Regions from separate parts of the Homo sapiens genome. Here all the other regions are linked to region 1. A link is an interaction called in ENCODE POLR2A ChIA-PET data of the cell type or tissue named here. Cell type or tissue: PC-3. All regions are shown on one strand.

Region 1 (4,000 bases):
TATCTTACCATTTTGGCCAGACTAGTCTTGAACTCCTGAGCTCAAGCGATCTGCCTGCCTCAGCCTCCCAAAGTGCTGGGATTATAGGCATGGGCCACCATGTCCAGCCTTCCTTTTTTCTTTTAAAAACCCACTTGTAAGGCTTGGCATGGTGGCTCATGCCTATAATCCCAGCACTTTGGGAGGCTGAGGCGAGCGGATCACGAGGTCAGGAGTTCGAGACCAGCCTGGCCAACATGGTGAAACCCTATCTCTACTAAAAATACAAAATTAGCCATGCGTGGTGGCAGGCGCCTGTAATCCCAGCTACTAGGGAGGCTGAGGCAGAAGAATCGCTTGAACCCGGGAGACGGAGGTTGCAGTGAGCCGAGATCACGCCACTGCATTCCAGTCTGGGCAACAAGAGTGAGACTGCATCTCAAAAAAAAAAACAAAAAAAACACCACACTTGTAACTATTGCTGATAGGAACATAAATTCAGGGCAACTTGAATCTATGCTCCTGGGTTGCAGTCCTCAAACTTGGCCCAAATAAACTCTCTACTTGTATGGATTTCACCTCAGTTTTTTCCTTTAGATTAATAAATGGGTGTGGCCAAGAGCCATTTCCTCTCCCCATCAATCAAGCAAGCCAAATATAGACACCACCTTGATAGCAACCCCGTTTTGTGCATCAAAGGCACATATAGGCATTTCTGCTATCATGTGATATACCTGTTCCTAAAGAACATGACATTCTGCCAAGTGGCACATCAAAATAACAGGGCTTAAGGGGAGAAATGACTGGCAAGGACCACTTGAATCCTATGCGGTTTTACAATCTGAACACAAACAAGTATAAATGCAGTCTTGATAAGCACAGCAGCTAGGGCAGATCTCCATCGCCTGGGGGAACTTCTGCTTTCTCTTCTCAGATTAGGGTCTTTGGGCCTTTCACTCCTAGTAGAGCTGTTTCATCAAAATTGAAAATCCGGCCAGGTGCAGTGGCTCACGCCTGTAATCCCAGCACTTTGGGAGGCCGAGGCGGTCAGATCATTTGAGGTCAGGAGTTCTAGAACAGCCTGGCCAACATGGCGAAACCCCGCCTCTACTAAAAATACAAAAATTAGCCAGGCGTAGTGGCGTGCGTCTGTAATTCCAGTTACTCGGGAGGCTGAGGCAAGAGAATCGCTTGAATCTGGGAGGTGGAGGTTGCAGTGAGCTGAGATTGTGCCACTGCACCCCAGCCTGGGCAACACTGTGAGACTCCGTCTCAAAAAAAAAAAAATGCCGGGCGCGGTGGCTCACGCCTGTAATCCCAGCACTTTGGGAGGCCGAGGTGGGTGGATCACCTCAGGTCAGGAGTTCGAGACCAGCTTGACCAACATGGTGAAACCCCGTTTCTACTAAAAATACAAAAATTAGCTGGGCATGGTGGCAGGTGCCTGTAATCCCAACTACTTGGGAGGTTGAGGCAGGAGAATCACTTGAACTTGGGAGGCCGAGGTTACAGTGAGTTGAGATCATGCCATTGCACTCCAGCCTGGGGGACAAGAGTGAGACTTCGTCTCAAAAAAAAAAAATTGAAAATCCAATGCAGGCTATAATCAATTAAAACAAACAAATTACATATGAAAATATCTTCAACTGTCCTGCTAACTCCACCATTTAGTTTAAGATTATTGAAAGGGTCACAGGGGAGTGACAACTGTCTGGGCCAGTGGCACGGGAGTAAAAGAATTTACCAAGACAGTTGTAGGTAGAGAAAGATAGATTTATTAGAGAAAGTAGGAAAATATGTTGCAAGGAGGCAACGGGCGGTATCAGCAGAAGAGGAGCGGACTGCAAGGAAACAGGCTTGCTGGAGATTTTATAGGATGGCTCTTGGGATGTTGGATTACGCCACGGCTGCAGGAGCTAACCTGCCTTCTTCTGTCAACCGGGATGTTTGATAAATTGAGGTGTTTGATGTGAAACGGGAAGTCTGTGAGTTATGTGTGTTATTTGCTCAGGAGGGCTACACTTCCTGGGACATAAACACAGACAGACCTATAACTCATCTGCTTCCTCTTTGTTTATCTGTTGTGGACCATGAAGAGAGGCAGATTTATAGCTTATTTGCTTTCTCTTTTGCTTTCCCCTGGTGCTGCCAACCTGACTCCTTTTCCCTAATTAGGACTCCACAGAAAGCTTGGAAAGCACTTCTTTTTTTTTTTGTTTTGTTTTTTGAGATGGGATCTCACTCTGTTGCTCAAGCCGAGTTCTGTGGCTCAGTCACATCTCACTGCAGCCTGAAGTTCCTGGCTCAAGCAATTCTTCTGCCTCAGCCTCTCAAGTAGCTGGGACTATAGGTGCACACCACCACACCCAGATAATTTTTGATTATTTGTAGAGATAAGGTCTCACTGTGTTGCCCAGGCTGGTCTCGAACTCCTGGGCTCAAGCGATCCTCCTGCCTCAGCCTCCCAAAATGCTGGGATTACAGGAGAAAGCGCTTCTTGAAATCACAAAACCAGCCCAGAGCCCTGCAGAATTTTCAGCGTTTTCTCTTTAAGGTCTTCATATGTTGTGTAAAGGAAAATAAAAAACTCAGGACCCCAATTCACTCTGCCAAAAAGGAAAAACAAAATTAAGCTGAAAGCTGAGTCATGCAAGGAGCTGTCTTTCCTTATGTTCCTAAGCAGACAGCGACAGATAAAAGGTTAAGTATCCCCACAAGTAGCTACTCTGTGTTCACCTCACTTTATGTAAAGTGCTGATTTACTGAGCAAGAGACAGACATGTAATTGCTGATTCCTCTACTTGTACCTTTTCTCTTGTAACATGTAGGTTACCATACTCTCCCTCTTTCCCCTCCAGCCAGCTTTTCTTTAAATATCGACGCCCTCAAAATCATCTTTGGAGAAAGGCACAGACCACAGACTATTTCTGAGATTCTGCTTTTTTCTTCTGGGCATGTCCTTAACCTTGGCAAAATAGACTTCTAAATTGATTGAGACCTGTCTCAGATACTTTTTGGTTTACAGTTGCTAAGCCTTGCTCTTTCATTGAGAGAATGCTTGCCCCCCTCCGCTCCACCACCACCTCAAACTATTATATGAACATGCTGCTAAGAACACAAACACAATTTCTGCATTCTACTGACGTATTTTTTTTTTTTTAATTTTTGGAGATGGAGTTTTGCGCTGTCACCCAGGCTGAAGTGCAGTGGTTTGATCTCAGCCCACTGCAACCTCCACTACCTGGGTTCAAGCGATTCTCCCGCCTTAGCCTCCTGAGTAGGTGGGGTTACGGGCTCCCGCCACCAAGCCTGGCTAATTCTTGTATTTTTAATAGAGACCGGGTTTCACCATGTTGGCCAGTCTGGTCTTGAATTCCTGTAATCCGCCTGCCTTGGCCTCCCAAAGTGCTGGGATTACAGGCGTGAGCCACCGCGCCCGGCCAGCATTCTCTTGTTTACCATCTGCAAATGAACTAACTAACTCACAGTACAGAAGCATGTACTGAGTGAGGCAGAAGAGACTCCACCATTTGCACCACCAGGGGCTTTGGTAGAATATCTTCCTGTTTTCTGTCCTAACAGATTTTCAGGCATCCATTTAATAGTTCTACCAGTGAGAAACGGTTTCAGCTGCAAGTGACAGAAAACAAAATGAAGTATTTTTCTTCCCTACTAAGTCAAGTTGGTGGTGGGGAGCTGGGATGGTGCTCCACAGGGTAAGGGGCCCCAGCTCCTCCTAGCTTGGTGCTCTGTCCTGTGGGGCTTCAATCTCAAGGCCCAAGCTGGTGGCATCTACATTCCAGGAAGCAGGATGGAGAAATAGGCAAAGCTAAGAGAGCAAAGTTTCTGGAAGCTGCCTGCCATATGGCATCTTGCATACACTGCATTAAGCGGAACTTTATGTCTGTACTGACTGCAAGAGCAATGGGGAAATGTCTTTATTTTGGGCAGCCGCAGGTCTTGTTCCCAATTCTATTACTACAGAAGAGGCACTGACCAAATGGATTTATGGATGGGGAGG
Region 2 (4,000 bases), 760 kb after region 1:
CTGTGGCTTTGGAAAATACCACGCTTTCCTGTAGGAAGAGAACAGATGAACCTAAGAACCATGTAGACAAGTAATACTTCATTTGAAATAGAATTCATTTATAAGGAGTAAATCAAGATTAACATGTTTAAGAAGCTAAGCTTATTTATGTTCCTCACTGGCCTAGCTCAAGCACTTCTGCATGGTAAAACCTGGTGATTGGCAGGTCTTCCTTTCAAAACCCCAAGCAGCAGTTAGCATCCCCTGGAGCTTCATTCATCAAAAGCACAGAAATAGAGCGCCAGTTCCAACACTGTGTAAGACCATCTCCTTCAGAGTCAGAGGCGAGACCCAGCACAGGTGAGGTGGACGGTTGGATCGGACTCCGCCCAAAGGTCACAGCCCCACGTATGCTCTCAGTGGCCATCTCCCTTTCTGTCCCTCTGCCCAGCCTCTCCCCACCTGCAGGCACACAGGCATATCTCCCACTCTTTCTAATCAGCATTTTAACCATAATGTGAACTTAAGTGCATTAGAAACCTTCCCTTTAAATTTGGAATGAAGAACTGTGGCCCAGTTTGGAAAAACTTCAGCTTTAAACAGCATATGGCAGGTGTGTGTGTGTGTGTGTGTGTGTGTGTGTGTGTGTGTGTGTAGAGAGAGAGAGAAACAGAGAGAGAGAGAGAGAGACAGACAGACAGACAGACAGACAGAGTCTCCCTCTATCTAGCCCAGGCTGGAGTGCAGTCATCATCGCTCAGTGCAGCCTCAACCTCCCTGGGCTCAGGTGATCCTCTCACCTCAGCCTCCCAAATAGCTGGAACTACAGGTGCACACCACCACACCAGGCTAATTCTTGTATTTTTTTGTAGAGATGGGGTTTCGCCATGTTGCCCAGGCTGGCCTCAAACTCCTGGGCTCAAGTGATCCACCTGCCTTGGCTTCCCAAAGTGTTGGAATTACAGGCATGAGCCACCATTCCCAGCCCCTGAAGTGTCTTTTTGAAAAGAGGAGCCTCTTTGACCTTATTTAAAGTGGACTATGTAGACGGCCCACTTCTCTACCTGCAAGAGGACAACTCTACTGCCACCTCCGCCACACCCCACTGCAGCCTGTCCTAGCAGAAGGGAGATCCTCACACACTCAATGAACTTCTCTCTAGCATCTGAACCAGAATTAAACCTAGCTTAATCCTGGCTCAGAAGAAGTCTTTACTAAGGATTCATCTTCAAATCTGGGGATCAGCATTACCATTTTTATTAAAACTACATTTAGTAAAAACTGTTCACAAATGTTTATCATAAGAAGAATTTTAGAAACTCATTTTTGAGACCGGGCACAGTGGCTGACGCCTGTAATGCCAGCACTTTGGGAGGCCGAGGTGGGTGGATCACCTGAGCTCAGGAGTTCGAGACCAGCCTGGCCAACATGGAGAAACCCCGTCTCTACTAAAAATACAAAAAATTAGCTGGGCATGGTGGCGAGTGCCTGTAATCCCAGCTACTCCGGAGGCTGAGGCAGGAGAATCGCTTGAACCCAGGAGGTGGAGGTTGTAGCGAGCTGAGATCGCACCACTGCACTCCAGCCTGGGCAACAGAGTGAGACTCTTGTCTCAAAAAACAACAACAACAACAACAAAAATCCATTTTTAAGGTTCCCATAAAAATGGGTGAAAGTGGAATTTAAGATCATAAAATCTAATTTTCATGCACAAATACAAACATTCGCCAGACCATCTTTACTGTACCATATGACCATTTACTCGGTCAAAAGGAAATCCACTCATCTCCCTGGATCCCCCGAAGGCTATGCAAGGGGTCCACTGTGCTTCCAGAGTACAGAGGATGCTTAAAGTAACAGATTCCTCAAACTGTGTTGTGGGAAGTTTAAGCGGCAAATGATTAATAAAAGTAATCAATGTCAATGTAGTTTGAATGCTTACAATGATCCTACTACGAGCGGAAACCATTTCCTCATTTCTTTCTTCTCGTTATGAAAATGAGCTCCCCCCACGGGGTTGCCTTGGGCCACCTCCCTTCCTAGGGCGTATTTGCTTATTTGTTTATTTGAGACGGAGTCTCACTCTATCGCCCAGACTAGAGTGCAGTGGCATGATCTGGGTTCACTGCAACCTCCGCCTCCTGGGTTCAAGCGATTCTCCTGCCTCAGCTTCCCAAGTAGCTGGGATTACAGGCATGTGCCACCACGCCCGGCTAATTTTGTATTTTTAGTAGAGATGGGGTTTCACCATGTTGGCCAGGCTGGTCTTGAACTCCTGACCTCAGGTGATCCACCCGACTCAGCCTCCCAAAGTGCTGGGATTACAGGCATGAGCCACCGCGCCCGACCCCTCATGCTTCTTTCTACCCATTCTCAAAATTCTTCAGTGAGGTCCTCCAGGACCAGGAAGGTGCTCTACGGACTTGGGAGGGTGCACTTAATAGGCTAGTTACTGAATCGTGGCCGTTTCCCACTTTGCATCTCCGGCAGCTTGACCCCTACTCCAGGGCCAACTTTTCCCAAAAGCCCAGGCCAGGTGCAGCCTGAACGTGGCTTTCCTCCGCCCCTGACTCTGCTTCCCTGTAAGAGCTGAAAAACATGCACGGCTGTCACTCTAGAAATAATTAGAGAAGTTGCTGATTGTCGAGGGCAGAAGGAGCTGAACGGCTTCCACCTCAGCGCGTTCCCCTTGGTGCTGACTCGCTCGGGAAAGGGGAGTCCTCGGTGCCCTCGCTAAGTAACCCTGGGATGCTGAGGGGCGTTGCCAGGCCCCTGGTCAACAAGAGGGCTCAGCCCCACGCAAGAGGTGAGCCGGGAGCGGATGACACCTGCCCAGGTGACTAGGGACCAGGCCTCCGGCTCAAGGAGCGCATCAGGAGCTGGGGCCAAGGCCGGGGTCTCCTCCCCTTGCCAGCAAGGATGAGAGCACCTGCCATCTGGCCGGCACCCTCCCCTGGGCCCGAGGCTCCTGCCCTCGGAGGGGCGAGACGGGGGAGCTCCGTGGACTCTGCAATTCATGAGACTTCCACGAGGAACAAAGGTCTCCGTGCCGGCCTCGGGTCCCGGTCTCGGCGCCCTGACTACCCCGGGGCCCAGGGCGCGGCGCCCCGGCAGGCACGGAGCCAGAGAGCGGGCGGAGGGCGCGGAGGAGACGGTGGTACCTGTGGGTGGAGACGGCAGGCATCCCTGTCCCCGCTGGGCTGCTGCCTGCCCGGCCGCGGTCCCGGCTGCTGCAGCATCACCCGGGGCGGGGCGCTGACGTCACGGCCGCAGCCTCCGCATCCGCGCGGGGCCCGGAGCCTTAAAGCGGCGCCGCGTCTGGGGCCCCGCGGGCGGGAGGGGAGCCCGGTGTCCTCCTGGGCCCTTCCCGCGGGAGGCCCGTCCCGGTGCTTCGCGCACGACGGCGCGGTCTGCAGGATCTGCCAGGATCCCGGAGGAAAACGTCCCCCCGGCCTCACAGTTCTCACCGTTTTCTTCTGATTTTAAAAGAAATAAATACATTTTCGTGTCTTCATGTATAAATAGATACCCATGTGTTCGCGGATACGTGAATGCCGCAGTGCGTGTGCCAAGCCTGTGCCCATGTGCGCAGTGGGGCAGCCGGGCCTGCTGGAGGCGTCGCGACTCTGGGCCCGGAGCTGTCCAAGGCACTGGGGATGCCGCAAGAACAAGGCAAAGTTCCCGCCCCTGGGGGAACTTTGTAATGTAAGTAAATACATAAATACTTTATGTATTTATTATTTACTTCATTTTTTAAAATACAGAGAGGCAGGGCCTTGCTATGTTGCCCAGGCTGGTCTCGACTCCTGGGCTCAAGTGATCCTTCTGCCTCGGCCTCCCAAAGTACAGGTGTGAGCCACCGCACCCGGCTGCATGACATTTAAGAGAGAGACACACACACATTAAACAAGACATAAAATAAATGGTATGTCAGAAGATGGCAATGCCCTAGAGAAGGGGTTAGGGAGTGTGGGGCTGCAGAGGCGCTGGCCTTGCAGGTTTCTATCAGGTTGTTGGCGAG
Region 3 (4,000 bases), 600 kb before region 1:
TAAACATTGTGACAAGCCCCGAAGGCAGCCATTCAGTTTTATGAATGAGGAAAGTGGGACTCAAGGAGGTGACGGGGAAGGAAGTGGGTTTAGGTTTATTCTGGAGCCTGCTCTTTACCACCGTACCACTGCCTCTCCCAGGCCAGTGCACTGGAGCCAGATGGTATCAACTGCCAGCTCAAGGACACCTAGGTCAACTTCCCAAAAGAGGCCTAGGGGTTGGGCAAGGAGGCCATTGAGATTGTAGAGGCCAGGCCTTGCTTGCCCCTGGCATTGGGGAGAATGGGCACCACCCCAGGCCAACTGGGGAAGGGCCAGGCACCAGAGCTGCGTCCTTCTGCCCACTCTTGCTGTAGAGGATCAGAGTCCAAGACGCCAACTCCATCAGACACAAGGACCTTCAAGAGCAAGGAACTAGGCTGGGCACGGTGGCTTACGCACTATGGGGGGCTGAGGCGGGAGGATCACTTGAGCCCAGGAGTTTGAGACCAGCCTGGGCAACTTAGCAAGACCCCATATCTACAAAAAATCTAAAAATTAGCTTGGTGTGGCTGGGTGCGGTGGCTCACACCTCTAATCCCAGCACTTTGGGATGCCAAGGCAGGTGGATCACGAGGTCAGGAGTTCAGGACCAGCCTGGCCAACATGGTGAAACCCCATGTATAGTAAAAATACAAAAATTAGCTGGGCATGGTGGTGGGCACCTGCAATCCCAGCTATTCGGGAGGCTGAGGCAGGAGAATCGCTTGAACCCGGGAGGTAGAGGTTGCAGTGGGCCGAGACTGTGCCATTGCACTCCAGCCTGGGGGACAAGAGCAAGACTTCGTCTCAAAAAAAAAAAAAAAAATTAGCTTGGTGTGGCGGTGCACACAGTAGTCCTAACTGCTCAGGAGGCTGAGGCAGGAGGATTGCTTGAGCCCAAGAGGTTGAGGTTGCAGTAAACTATGATCGCAGCACTGCACTCCAGACTGGGTGACACAGCGAGACCCTGTTTCTAAAAAAAGGAAAAAACAAAACAAAAACAAACAAGGAACTCTGCCTGGAAGTCCAACTAAGTCCTGGGAAGGTGGGGACGGGGGGTGGGGGTGAGGGGACAAGTGAAAAAGAGCCAGGAAGCCCCTCCTGCATAGCCGCCTGACTCCCAGAGGCCTCCTGAGTCCTCCTCCCTGGGATCTGGACTCCCCTCCCCCAACCCAGCACTTCTTCCTGGGAACAAGCCCGTGTTTGGAGGCAGCATGGTGCAGGGTTAGGAGCAGCCTCTGCCACTTTCTGGCTGGGTAAGACTTAGGTAAGTTACTTCCCCTTTCTGTGCCTCAGTTTCCCCATCTGTAAAGTGGGAATCACAGTAGTACTTACCAAACAGGGTTGTCTTTTTTTTTTTTTTTTTTTTTTTGAGACGGAGTCTCGCTCTGTGGCCCAGGTGGGAGTGCAGTGGCGCAATCTCGGCTCACTGCAAGCTCCGCCTCCCAGGTTCACGCCATTCTCCTGCCTCAGCCTCCCGAGTAGCTGGGACTACAGGCGCCCGCTACCACGCCCGGCTAATTTTTTTGTATTTTTAGTAGAGACGGGGTTTCACCGTGTTAGCCAGGATGGTCTCGATCTCCTGACCTCGTGATCCGCCCGCCTCGGCCTCCCAAAGTGCTGGGATTACAAGTGTGAGCCACCGCGCCCGGCCTCAAACAGGGTTGTCATAAGGCTAATTAGCTTAGCATTTCTTTCTTTCTTTCTTTCTCTCTCTCTCTTTTTTTTTTTTTTTTTTACATTGCCCAGGCTAGAGTGCAGTGGTGCAATCTCGGCTCGCTGCAACCTCTGCCTCCCAGGCTCAAGCAGCGATCCTCCCACCTCAGCCTCTGGAGTAGCTGGGACTACAGGTGTGCATCATCATACCTGGCTAATTTTTGTATTTTTTTGTAGAGATGGGGTTTTGCCATGTTGCCCAGGCTAGTCTCAAACTCCTGAGTTCAAGCAATCTGCCCACCTCAGCCTTCCAAAGTGCTGGGATTACAAGCATGAACCACAGTGTCCGGCTAGCTTAGTATTTTCCTTTTCTCTCTTTTCTTTTTGTTTCTTTTTTTTTTTTTTTTTTGAGACGGAGTCTCGCTCTGTCGCCCAGGCTGGAGTGGTGCAGTGGCATGATCTTAGCTCACTGCAGCCTCCACCTCTCCGGTTCAAGCAATTCTCCTGTCTCAGCCTCCCGAGTAGCTGGGATTACAGACACCCACCACCACACCCGGCTAATTTTTGTATTTTTAGTAGAGACAAGGTTTCACCATATTGGTCAGACTGGTCTTGACCAGTCTAGAACTCCTGACCTCAGGTGATCTACCCGCCTTGGCCTCCCAAAGTGCTGGGGTTACAGGCATGAGCCACCGCGCCCGGCCAACCTTCGTATTTTCAAAGTGCCCAGTACACTGCCTGGCACAGGGTACATATTACAAAAGTGTTTGTTGTTATTAGATACAGAAACGGCAAGCTACGTTAATGAAAATGGCAACTTTCAGCTGGCAAACGGCAAAGCTCCTAAGTACAAATGCTACTGACAGGACCCACGGGAAAAGAAACTTTACCTGATGCCCCCTTTCTGGAGCATGTGCTCATTCTCAGAGTGAGGGCTTCCCCTAGTCCCGGAGGGATTTCTAAGTTGAACCTGCCTCTGGCCCAGGCTCTGTGATCCCTACGACTTACCCTGACTCCTACCTAGCAGAATCAGGGGTGAATGGCGCTCTCCATGCCCTTACCAAACACCCTGGCCAATGGCCTCTACGTGCTGACCACCCCCGGGGTGCCATGGAGTCGAGCCTTCCTTCCTGTCTCTGCATGCCCACAGAGGTCGCCATGCCTGCTCCAATCGGATGGCAGTTGTTTACCTGTGTAATCATATAATGTAATTATTACATAAGAGGGTGCACCCTGGGTGTGAAAGGAGCTGATTCCATGAAGAAAACAAAGCTGAGTGCTTCAGAAACCTAGTAAAAGACAAGTCACCCAATAAAACAAACTTCCTGTAGAATTATGGAATTAGACCAGGCAAGACAACTGTAAAATCTCAGCAGGAATTATTAAAATGTAGAAGGAAGGCCGGGCGCTGTGGCTCACATCTGCAATTCCGGCACTTCGGGAGGCTGAGCTGGGAGGAATGCTTGAGCCCAGGAGTTCGAGACCAGCCTAGGCAACATAGCCAGACTTCGTCTCTACTAAAAATCAAAAAAATTAGCCAAGGCCAGGCATGGTGGCTCATGCCTGTAATCCCAGCACTTTAGGACGCCAAGGTGGGTGGATCACTTGAAGTCAGGAGTTCGAGATCAGCCCGAACAACATAGTGAAAACCAATCTCTGCTAAAATACAAAAATTAGCCAGATGTGGCGTTGTGCACGACTGTAATCCTAGCTACACGGGAGGCTGAGGCAAGAGGTTTGCTTGAACCAGAGAGGCAGAGGTTGCAGTGAGCTGAGATCGCACCATTACACGCCAGCCGGGGCGACAGAGGGAGACTCTGTTTCAAAAAATTAAAAAAATAAAAAAATTAGCCAGGTGTGTGTGATCCCTGCTTACTTAGGAGGCTGAGGCAGGAAGATGGGTTAAGCCCAGGAGGTCAAGGCTGCAGAAAACCGTGAGTGAACCACTGCCCTCCAGCCTAGGTGACAGAGCGAGACCCTGTCTCAAAAAAAAAAAAAAAAAGTAGGATTAAAAAAGTGGATTATACGTTGCATGTACGCCTCATACAGAAAGATGAACCTGTGACCTACTCAAACATAAGCCCTTGGCCATCTGAGAGCAGATCAGGGAACCAATGTACACTGACATATTTTAAGTGAAAATGAAATATTTATTGGGAAGGGAGAAATAACAGTAGCTGGCATCCATAGCAGCTTCTCCAGGTGAGTGCTGCTGGAGAGGTATATAGGACTCTGTGCGGCTAGCCACGGAAAAAAATAAAATAAAATGTTTACATTTGAGGTAATGCATCTTAATAATTCTCTACCTGAACCAAAGTCAGTT

Evidence for each region. ChIA-PET counts read pairs that join two places held together with the same protein. Peaks named below come from ENCODE experiments on the same cell type or tissue, not always from the same donor. Only the 100,000 strongest peaks of a DNase experiment are listed, where the experiment ranks them.
Region 2: POLR2A ChIA-PET joins it to region 1 with 6 read pairs; 1 of 35 experiments calls an interaction of 5 or more read pairs at or near these places.
Region 3: POLR2A ChIA-PET joins it to region 1 with 9 read pairs; 2 of 35 experiments call an interaction of 5 or more read pairs at or near these places.

Annotation. Positions count from the first base shown.
Region 1 is chr1:9,073,227-9,077,226 of GRCh38, reverse strand. It overlaps a transcript of SLC2A5 not described here. Among named protein-coding and RNA genes, the nearest start is that of SLC2A5, 5.6 kb to the right of the region's middle. RefSeq lists an enhancer at 846-935. In PC-3, no CTCF peak of the experiment used is centred here; a DNase peak (open chromatin) is centred at 1,966; H3K4me3 peaks cover 738 bases; H3K27ac peaks cover 479 bases.
Region 2 is chr1:8,317,327-8,321,326 of GRCh38, reverse strand. It overlaps SLC45A1 (solute carrier family 45 member 1), which reads right to left and starts at 3,213. Exons shown (of 9, transcript NM_001080397.3): 1 at 3,141-3,213. RefSeq lists a silencer at 3,104-3,383. In PC-3, no CTCF peak of the experiment used is centred here; no DNase peak of the experiment used is centred here; H3K4me3 peaks cover 1,083 bases.
Region 3 is chr1:9,672,779-9,676,778 of GRCh38, reverse strand. All of the region lies in intron 1 of PIK3CD (phosphatidylinositol-4,5-bisphosphate 3-kinase catalytic subunit delta), which reads right to left. The region is part of intron 1 of PIK3CD-AS2 (PIK3CD antisense RNA 2); the gene reads left to right. Among named protein-coding and RNA genes, the nearest start is that of PIK3CD-AS2, 13 kb to the left of the region's middle. In PC-3, no CTCF peak of the experiment used is centred here; no DNase peak of the experiment used is centred here; H3K27ac peaks cover 510 bases.